2 separate regions of the Homo sapiens genome follow, and region 1 is linked to region 2. Evidence: chromatin contacts called from ENCODE Hi-C data. All regions are on one chromosome and are shown on one strand. The core of a region is the stretch at or near the end of the contact, and the rest is flanking DNA. Distances in the headings are between cores, read along the strand shown.

Region 1 (5,487 bases), core at 2,915-5,414, 7.0 Mb before region 2:
GTAACTGCCCCCATGATTAAATTACCTCCTGCTGGATCCTTCCCACAACACATGGGGATTATCAGAACTGCGGTTCAAGATGAGATTTGGGTGGGGACACACCCAAACCATATCATTCCAGCCCTGACCCTTCCCAAATCTCATGTCCTCACATTTTTAAACACAATCATACCCTTCCAACAGTCCCCCAAAGTCCTAACTCATTCAGGTATTAACCCAAAAGTCCAAGTCCAAAGTCTTACCTGAGACAAGGCAAGTCCCTTCCACCTATAAGCCTGTAAAATCAAAAGCAAGTTAGTTACTTCCCAGATACAGTGGAGGGAGTTACAGGCATTCAGTAAATATACCCATTCCAAATGGGAGAAATTGGCCAAAATGAAGGGGCTACAAGCCCCACATGAGTCTGAAATCCAATAGGGCAGTCATTAAACCTTAAAGTTCCAAAATGATCTCCTTTGACTTTATGTCTCACATCCAGGTCATGCTAATGCAAGAGGTGGGCTCCCACCTCTTTGGCAGCTATGCCCCTGTGGCTTTGCAGGACACAGCCCCCCTCCCAGCTTCCTTCACAGGCTGGTGTTGAGTGTCTGCAGCTTTTCCAGGTGCACGGTGAAAGCTGTCGGTGGATCTACCATTCTGGGGTCTGGAGGATGGTGGCCCTCTTCTCACAGCTCCACTAGGCAGTGCCCCAGTGGAAACTCTGTATGGGGCTCCAACCCTACATTTCTCTTCTGCACTGTCCTAGCAGAGGTTCTGCATGAGAGATCTGCCACCACAGAAAACTTCTGCCTGGACATCCAGGCATTTCTATACATGCTCTGAAATCTAGGCAGAGGTTCCCAAACTTGAATTCTTGACTTCTGTCAAGGCTGAACACCATGTGGAAGATGCCAAGGCTTGGAGCTTGCACCCTCAAGCCATGGCCTGAGCTGTACGTTGGCCCCCTTTAACCACAGCTGGAACACAGGGCGCCAAGTCCCAAGGCTGCACAAAGCAGCAAGGCCCTGGGCCTGGCCCACAGAACCATTTTTTCCTCCTAGGCCTCTGGGTCTGTGATGGGAGGGGCTGCTGTGAAGACCTCTGACATGCCCTGGAGACGTTTTCCCCATTGTCTTGGAGAATAACATTTGGCTCCAAATTACTTAGGCAAATTTCTGCAGCTGGTCTGAATTTCTCCTCAGAAAATAGGTTTTTCTTTCTTATCACATTGTCAGGCTGCAAATTTTCCAAACTTTTATGCTCTGCTTCCCTTTTAAACATAAGTTCCAATTCCAAGCCATATTATTTGTGAATATATAAAACTGAATACTTTTAACAGCACCCAAGACACCTCTTGAATGCTTTGCTGCTTTGAAATTTCTTCTGCCAGATACCCTAAATCATCTCTCTCAAGTTCAAAGTTTCACAGATCTCTTTGCTAAAACATAGCAAAAGTCACCTTTATTCTAGTTCCCAAAAAGATCATCTCCATCTGGGACCACCTCAGCCTGGACTTCATTGTCCATATCCCTATCAGTAATTTAGTCAAAGCCATTCAACAAGTCTCCAGGAAGTTCCAAACTTCCCCACATTTTCCTGTCTTCCTATGAGCCCTCCAAACCATTCCAACCTCTGCCTGTTACCCAGTTCCAAAGGTGCTTCCATATTTTTGGGTATCCTTATAGCAGCACCTCCCAGTAGCAATTTACTATATTAGTCTGTTCTCATGCTGCTAATAAAGACACACTCAAGACTGGGTAATTTATAAAGGAAAGAAGTTTAATTGACTCACTGTTCAGCATGGCTGGGGAGGCCTCAGAAAACTGATCATCATGCTAGAAGGGGAAGCCAACACAACCTTCTTCACATAGAGGCAGGAAGGAGAAGTGCTAAGCAAAAGGGGGAAAAGCCCCCTATAAAACCATCAGATCTTGTGAGAACTCACTCACTATCATGAGAACAGCATGAAGGTAACTGCCCCCATGATTAAATTACCTCCTACCGGGTCCCTCCTACAACACGTGTGGATTATGGGAACTACAATTGAAGATGAGATTTGTGTGGGGACACAGCCAAACCATATCATTCATATATATAATTTTAAAAGTATTCTTACAGAACCAAAGAAAGGCTGATATATACTTCTTGTGGCAACAGAAGCAGAAGTAGGGAAGACTATTCAGACAGATTGGCTCTCTAGAGTATTGAATTTACTTTATTGCTGCACTAGTTTGCTAGGGCTGCTGTAAAAAAGCACCACAAATTGGGAGGCTTAGAACAATAGGAACTAACTGTCTCGCAGTTCTAGAGGCCAGAAGTTCAAAATCAAGGTGTCAGCAGTGCGACAGTCCTGTGAAGGTGCTAAGAAAGGATCTGTTCCAGGTCTTTCTCCTAGCTTCCAGTAGTTCCTTGGCTTGTGGCAGCACAGTTCCAATCTTTACATGGTATTTTCCCTGTATGTATATGTATTTCTGTGTCTAAATTTCTCCACTATATGAGGCCACCAATCACACTGGATTAGGGTGCACCCTAATGACCTCATCTTAACTTGAGCATGTACAAAGACCTTATTTCCAAATAAGGCCACATTTATAGTCATTGAGAGTTATATGATTTTGGGGACACACAATTCAACCAATAAGAATTGCCATCTCCTTCTTTCTTTTAACTTTGCCAAACACACTGGTGGCCAACAGCACTCACTCACTCACTCATTCATTCATTAAATAAGCATTTGCCTATGTCAGGCTCTGTTCTGGTGTTGATGCAAAAAATAAAAACAAAAGAAAACTGAATACAGACCCAGTCCTTGAGAAATCACACTTCAGAGGGAATCAGAGGCACATTATTATGATAATAAGTACTATTACTGAGTTGGTATTGCTAGGAATGGGCACTTTTCAACTAATTTTCACGGTAGTGTGAAAAGTGATGTAACAGAAACATACTTGGAGAACCCAGGGAGGTCCTAAATTTGCCCTAGGGATCAGGAATACTTTCAGAAATTAGTTATTATTTCATCTGAGTCTAAAGGGATGCGTAGAAATATCCTAGGTAGCTCAAAGGTGGTAATATTGAGTACTGGATTCCAAAGAAGAGTATTTTATAGAGGAAAAAACAGCAAAGGTTAAGAGACAAATTGTAAACCCCAGGAGGGGTGGGGTTTTAGTCTGTTTTATTAAGTATCTCCTGTATCTCTAGTGCTTTGAACAGTGCCTAGTTCATTCAAAAAGTAATCATTGAATGAATTTAAGGGCATCATATATCTAAGGGATGCCATGGCCTGCAGTTCACTGTCGCTGGAAAAGTAGACAAACGTCCAGTTTCAAAGAGACCGGTAAACTACATTAAATGTAAGAGACGAGGGGTGAAAGGTTGATGATATATATCGCTAGTATTAAAAAAATTCCAGGAAGTCCAGGAATGCCTGGCATCCGTCCTGCCAATTACCCTTTTCCCCAGAGTATGTACAAGGGGGAGGAGGCACCCAAGGGCCAGGAGAGTGGAGGGGCACAGCTCCACAATCTCCAAAGTAGGGTTCTCTGGCCAAAGCAGGATTGAAGCACATGGTTTGGACTTGAAATGTACGTGGAGCCTCCCACTCTCCTCCTTCCACTCCATCCTCCCCTCACTCTCCGCCCGACTCCACCACTGGCTCCTGAAGGAAACCGGACAATTTCCAGGCCCTCCCCAAATCCCACGGGAGGAATCGCCGAGCGCGCTCCTGCCCGCCGGCCCCGCCCCCTTACCCTCTGGAACGCAGCGAGAGCGCACGCGCGCCTAACGGAGCAGCGCGCGCGCCCGCAAGCTCCCCGCATCCCCGTGCTCATCCGGGTCTCAGCGAGCCTCGGCCAATGGTGGCCGCTCATGGCCCTTGGGGGCGGGGCTAAGCCTTCCCTCACAAGGGGCCTGTGGTCAACGCGATTTGCTTCCAAGGGACGGCCACCAGTCGGCACAGGAAAGGGGCAGAGGCAGTGAGTTCAGCGTGTGGACGAGGGTCAACAAGTTTGGGATCAAGCGGCTGCCGCTCCTCCAAAAGCGACCGAAGCGCGAGCAGATTACCCCTCCGAGCCAGTGTAGTAAACACACTTCAGAAACGTGAGGTGCCGGTGGTCACGAGGGGAGCGCGCCCTCCAATGAGGAGCCGGGGGCGGGGCCGAGGCCGCTGACGCGGCGGCGGCGGCAGAGTCACCCGGGCAGCCTCGGGACCGGTCACCGGCCGGCAACCGTCCAGCGGCCTCGACCACCGCCTCTAGCCTCCGTTCCCGGTCCTTTCTCCCGGGCCGAGAGACAGCGTCGCCGACAGGGGCTCATTCCCCTCCGGTTCTCCTCGGTGACTCACCTCGGGCGGGCCGTTTTGTCTTTAGGGGCCGCCTTGGTGGGGCGAGGTTTCCGTGACGAATCTCCTGGGGCCGTCCGTGCCGGCTCGGGCCGTCGTGGCGGCTCGAGCTCCTGGAACTTGCTCAGGCTCCGGAGGTCCGAGGCCCTCGAAGTTATGCGTCGCCTCCAGGCGGTTGCGGCGGGCGCGGGCTCCTAAAGGGCGTCACACCCGGACTCCGCCGACTAGGCAACCTCCATTCATCTTTCCACTGCGCCTCCGGCGCCCCCGCCTTCTCCGGTCCCCTCCTCGGAGTCATTTTTTCCTGTTCCCCCTCTGCCGCCCTTTCCTCACGCCCCGGGTGAGGCAATTCTCTTGGAAGCGAAGGTGTCGGCTATGAGCCGGAGCCTCCTTCCTTGAATTTCTCCGTGGAGGACCCGCCGCGCCCCCCGGCATGGGGGTGAACGCCGTGCACTGGTTCCGAAAGGGGCTCCGGCTCCACGACAACCCCGCCCTGAAGGAGTGCATTCAGGGCGCCGACACCATCCGCTGCGTCTACATCCTGGACCCCTGGTTCGCCGGCTCCTCCAATGTGGGCATCAACAGGTGGCGGTGAGTCACAAGCCCGTGGGAAATGGATTTGGGTGTTTAATGAGTCTGATGTTAATGAATTCCATGCGATCCGCCAAATCTGTGAATTTAGACGTGGGACTGTCTTGCTTATACCGCTTACGAATTTTAGGTGCCCTAAGTATTAAATAGAATTGACTTAATACTTCTCTGGCCAAAGAGTACTGACGACCTGAAACACTCGGTCTTCATCAGTGAGTTATGTGTCTTTCTGTGCTAACTGGAGCTCCTCCCCTGAATTTGTGGAGAATTCTTAGTGCTGGAGTTAAAGAAACACCTTTCCTGTCCTTAGTGGCCATTGTATATGGATTCCCTTGGCCTTTTTGTGGCATTCGGAAGGATTGTGATGTTTCCTGTTTACGTTTGTGTCTAGGTAACTCATAGTATGGAGAAAAATCATTCATTCAGTACAGCAGGCTCCAGATCCAGTGTTCTTCCACCTTGAGGTTACTGTGGGAAAAGCAAGGGAAACAGCATTATCTGGTTTCTCTGCTCGGTTCTTTTTCTCAACTCCTCCTTGTGGTTGCCGAGACAAAGCACAGTTTTTCTTTCTAGGCAAG
Region 2 (5,517 bases), core at 1,483-3,982:
GGTCCATTTTTTTAAAAAAATTAAATGGATTTATTCATATCTTTGAAATAATACCTCTACTATAAGTCTGTCCCCAAATGAATTACTCCTTCCTCTGTGTTCTTATAGCACTTTGCTTGTTTTTGGTAAAGTAATTAATAATACCTAGCCTTTATTGAGTTTGCTATAAGGCAGGTTAACAGTAGCTACTAATAATAATATCTCTTAACACATGAGATCACTGAAGCTGAGAAAGATTAATTTGCTGAAGTTTACACAGTTATAAAGTGGCCAGCATTTGAACCAGAGTCTACTAACAGAGCTGAAGGTGTAAGTAACATGAGTCTGCCTTCCAAGCCAGGCCGTTAACTCTGATGGCAGGAACAGAGATTTTTGTTTTCATTTAGGCAACCCCAGGATACTTGAATAGTGCCTGGTTTATAATCTATGATAAATGTTGAGTGTAGTCAGCTGGGTGTGGTGGCTGATGCCTGTAATCCCAACACTTTGGAAGGCTGAGGCGGGCGGATCACGTGAGGTCAGGAGTTCGAGACCAGCCTGGCCAACATGGTGAAACTCCGTCTCTACTAAAAATACAAAAATTAGCCTGGTAATCCCAGCTACTTGGGAGGCTGAGGCAGGAGAACTGATTGAACCTGGGAGGCGGAGGTCGCAGCGAGCCAAGATCGTGCTGCTGCATTCCAGCCTGAGCGATGGAGTAAGACTGTCTCAAAAATAAAATAAAAATAAAATGAAATGTTGAGTGTAGTCAACTTACACGTCTATCCTTTCCATTCTTCAAAAAGGGCCAGCTTATTGGACTATGTGTAAACTACTTCCCACCCAACTCCCAAGATGTACAACCACACATCTTGCTAATACATCCCTCAGGGGTGGTACAATTTCTTTTCCTGTTTTAGATATCACTAGTGTTAAAAGAAAAACTTCAGCCAAATTAAATTTAAAGGAGTTTAACAATGAACGATTCCTGAGTCTGGCAGCCCCCATAATCACAGCAGATTCAGAGAGACTCCAGCACAGCCACATGCTGGGAGCAGATTTCTGGCCAGCAAAAGGAAAGTGAGGTCTAGAAAATGGAAGTGAGGTACAGAAACAACTGGATTGCTTACAGCTCAGTGTTTGCCTTATTTGAACACAGTCTGAACAGTTGGCTACATCTGGCCAAAACTCAGTGATTGGCACAGGTGTGGGCTATGGTCGGTTTATACCTCTGCTTATTTTCATAAGTTCATGATGTACAGAAAAACCTTTAGGCTGAACTCAATTACGTAAGGAGGCAGTGTTAGGCTAAACTTGACTTAACACTGAGTAATTTTTTTTTTTTTTGAGACAGTCTTGCTCTGTCGCCCAGGCTGGAGTGCAGTGGCTTGATCTCAGCTCACTGCAACATTTGCCTCCCGGGTTCAAGCAATTCTCCTGCCTCAGCCTCCTGAGTAGCTGGGATTACAGGCGCCCGCCACTATGCCCAGCTAATTTTTGTATTTTTTTTTTGTAGACACAGAGTTTCACCATGTTGGTCAGGCTGGTCTTGAACTCCTGACCTCAAGTGATCTGCCTGCCTCGGCCTCCCAAAGTGCTGGGATGACAGAAGTCGTCATTTTAATCTCTGAAAATGTTAGCTCTGTTTGGGATTGGGTGGGGTGGAGGTGTAGAATTGTAACAGTTTTCCCTAGTTCAACAATTTCCTTCCTTCCTTACAGAACTTTTCATATGATATTTACACCTTTAGGTTCAACCTAGTGAAGTGGGTAAGGCTGATGATTAATCTATTTCACAGATGATTAAAATGAAACTAATAGTAAAGAAATTATTTTCCCCAGGATAACACAGCTAGAAAATACCAGAGCCAGGACTTGAATTATACACCTTCTAATTCCTAGGTCCTAGACTACTAGGAACCATTGTCAACCTTTACTTCCCTTAGAATAGCAATAACCAAAGGAAACATTAAATTGCCACATTTAGGTAAGGGAAAGGCAGGACACCTTAACAAAAGAAAAAAAAAAAACACCAAAAACAAAAACCTAAGGAAGAATATGAAGAAAGGTGAGTAGGTCAAGAGAGCAAAGCAAGCACAGGAGTTAATGGCCGATTCTTAAAACATTCTAAGGAGGCCGGGTGCAGTGGCTCACGCCTGTAATGTCAGCACTTTGGGAGGCTAGGAGGGTGGATCACGAGGTGAGAAGTTCGAGACCTACTGGCCAATATGGTGAAACCTCGTCTCTAATAATACAAAAATTAGCCGGCCGTGGTGGTGCGCACCTGTAATCCCAGCTACTCAGGAGGCTGAAGCAGGAGAATCGCTTGAACCCTGGAGGTGGAGGTTGCAATGAGCCGAGATCGTACCACTGGACTCCAGCCTGTGTGACAGAGCAAGACTTGTCTCAAAAAAAAAAACAAACAAGCAAAAAAATAAAAAACATTCTGAGGAAATGAATAAGGGAAGTAGGACGTGGAAGTAAAAATCAGCGACGGGTCAGCGATGGAGGCGGGAACACCAGCAGAGGGAAGGAGGGAGGATTAAGGCCAAGAAGGATGGTGTATTGAGAGTCAAGGGCCCTGTGTCGCGAGGGCTAAGAACCCTGGCGCCAATGCCACAAACCTCCCGCCCCCGCCCAGAGCCCAGCCAGAGCCCAGCCAGAGCCCGCCCAGAGCCCGCCCAGAGCCGGCGTTGGCCCCGCCCCGCCTCGTGCCGGCCCCGCCTGGAGCCGCCCCGCCCCCGCCCTCCACCGAGTCTCTTAGGTGATGCTGCAGCCAAGATGGCGCCCGCGGCGGCCGTGGCGGCCTGAGCGTGATGCTCCGGGTTCTCGGCGGCGGCTGTGGCCTTGGCCGGGGCCTTGGGTCTCTCCCGGTCGTGAGCGATCAGCGCCTCTCCGCCGGCCGGGCTAGCCGGGACAGAGAGGAGACGGCCACGAAGAGAGGAGGCAGTGAGCAACAGGACGAGACCGCGGCGTCTCCAGCCTCGGTACCATGGCCGGGATCATCAAGAAACAAATCTTGAAGCACCTCTCCAGGTCAGTGAGCGCCTCGGTGTCGGCGCCAGTCGGCCTCCACCCCAGCCCGCACTGGAGTCAGCCTGCGGCTTCGGGGGCGGCGGCGCCTGGCGGCTGTGCGGGAGGCGACCTTCGGACTTCCCCGCTCTGGCCGGGGCAGAGGTCGCGGCCCCGGATCTCTTGTCGCCGGCGGCGCCGGGGGCTGGCCTCACGAATCGGCCCCTGACGCGTCTTCTCCCAGGGTGGGCGCGCGGAGGAGCCCGGAGTGCGGAGCGCGGCGGGCTGGGATCGCTCCCGGCGCGGCGTCTGGGGGCGTCCCGGCTCGGCTCTGTGCGGTACTGAGCGGAGGCTGGAGGTGGCCTGGCGTCACCCAAGTGCCTGGTTAATGTGCTGGGCTCTAACTCGAGTTCGGTGCTCCTTCCCCTTGGAGCAGAGCGGTTCCGTTAACCGAGGGCTTCTGGCGCAGTGTGGACGCTCAGTGGAGGCTGTGTTCTCAGTGGAACGTTAACCTTGTGATTGTTCTGAATTCCTCCCACCTTGGCGTTCCCGCTCTGTGGCATCAGAGGGTGTGCCTGTTTGCACAGTTAGGATTTGTTTTAGGTAAATAAGCAGAGTTCGCAGCTTTGGCAGGTTCTTTCTGGAGTCCTATGAGACCCACATCATTATTACTGAACATTTTTTTTTTTTGGTTTTTGCTCTTTTTCCTCTGCAACTCTAAAATTCAGGGAGTTAACATCTGTGGTGATTAAACCCAAGACATGTCATTCTCTCCATTTCATAACGCGGTTTTAGTCAGAAACATGACTCAGTAAGGCTGGCAGTTTGTTACTGCTCTTGGCTTCTCCGTGTTTGTCTCAAGACACAGGCTAAATGTAGGCTCTTGTTCCAAGTTGTTACCAGCGAACTCAAAGCCCTTGGTTAGGATCCCTTTCTGTTCGATTTGTAAGTTAATTTTAACTAATTTTGGGAAGACACGGGTATGATTATAGACTTGTATAGTAAACATAATTCTTGATTCCCCAGATTGTCTTATACCACAGGTTATATATTGGGAACAGAATTCTACTTCTGTGATTCAGCAAATATTTTCCTCACTTATAATACTGAATAAGATATAGCACTTTTCTTAAAAGTAGCAAAGTATAGCAGCGTGTGTGTGTGTGTGTACATATATATACATATGTACATATATACATATACATATATACACATATATACACATACATATATATGTGTACTACATATATATGTGTATACACTACACATATATATGTGTATATATGTAGTATTTTTTTAGTAGAGACTGGGTTTCACCAGGCCAGGCTGGTCTTGAACTCCCAACCTCAGGTGATCCGCGGTCCTCGGCCTCCCAGAGTGCTGGGATTACAGGTGTGAGCCCCCACGCCCTGCATGAATATGTATTTCTTAATGTTATCACTCATTGAAAAGTTTCTTTTAAAATTATATATATGGCCCAATCTTGAACTATCTTATTTTGGAAGGTTTTATCTATTTTTAATTTATGTCCTCCCGCCTTTCTCATACCCAGCTCCACAAGAAAATACAGATCTGCAGAAAATGATTTGAATGCCTACTTTCTCACTCGTCCAAGGATGATGCTGCATAGCTAGTACCACTCTAGATGCTTGGAAGAAAAGTTAATTCAATCAACAGATAGTGCATTAGAGTTTAATTCTTTTATAGAACTCCATTTGAGAGGGGCTCTTAAAAATTAAGAGCATGCATACCAAAGTATAATAAAAAAAATTAAGAACAAAGATGTAATGGCTTACTGCATGAGATAGAAAACACCCATATATTGAAAATTGAGTCTTTAGGGCTAGTTTTTATTTTATTTTATATATATATATATATATATATATTTTTTTTTTTTTTTTTTTTTTTTTTGAGACAGAGTCTCACTCTGTTTCCCAGACTGGAGTGCAATGGCATGATCTCGGCTCACGGCAGCCTCTGCCTCCTGGCTTCAATCAGTTCTCCTGCCTCAGCCTCCCGAGTAGCTGGGATTACAGGCATGCGCCACCACGCCTGGCTAATTTTGTATTTTTAGTAGAGACAGGGTTTTTCCATGGTGGTTAGGCTGGTCTCAAACTCCCAACCTCAGGTGATCCGCCTGCCTTGGCCTCCCAAAGTGCTGGGATTACAGGTGTGAGCCACCGTGCCTGGCCCTTAGGGTTAGTTTCTAAATCTGTATGATTTGTAATAGCTGTGTGATAAATAGTGTGATGAGGATTTTTTTTTTTTTCAGAGATGAGTTTTTGGGACACTTGAGTTTTCAGTTATTTCATATTTCAAAACATCCTTAACTCAGGTGACTAAAGAGTATCAAATTTTTATTTTTGGTTAATAAGTTAATCTTACTGCTAATTGCTGTCATCTCCTAAGAAAAATAGTTATTCAGAAATCTAAAGGCAGCTCGTAATTGACAAAAGAAGGCAGGTGTTGTGATAAATTATAGTTACTCAGGAAGGAATGAACTTTTGAAATTACCTGGTTCAAGTTT

Evidence for each region. A loop is a pair of places that touch in the nucleus more often than their neighbours do. Pooled maps may share reads with other maps.
Region 1: a pooled map shows a loop between it and region 2 (24-fold over the local background). The contact joins the promoter of CRY1 here to the promoter of BLTP3B in region 2. A Hi-C loop is called at or near these places in 8 of 50 pooled maps.

The regions. Positions count from the first base shown.
Region 1 is chr12:107,092,226-107,097,712 of GRCh38, reverse strand. CRY1 (cryptochrome circadian regulator 1) reads left to right here and starts at 4,164. Exons shown (of 13, transcript NM_004075.5): 1 at 4,164-4,909. The coding sequence starts at 4,752. LOC124903009 (a long non-coding RNA gene) reads right to left here and starts at 277. Exons shown (of 2, transcript XR_007063445.1): 1 at 243-277. RefSeq lists silencers at 3,693-3,772, 4,103-4,332 and an enhancer at 3,873-4,022.
Region 2 is chr12:100,140,089-100,145,605 of GRCh38, reverse strand. BLTP3B (bridge-like lipid transfer protein family member 3B) reads left to right here and starts at 2,732. Exons shown (of 21, transcript NM_015054.2): 1 at 2,732-3,014. The coding sequence starts at 2,971. BLTP3B-DT (BLTP3B divergent transcript) reads right to left here and starts at 2,551. Exons shown (of 2, transcript NR_186018.1): 1 at 2,263-2,551; 2 at 935-1,066. RefSeq lists silencers at 2,568-2,747, 3,068-3,317 and an enhancer at 2,424-3,187.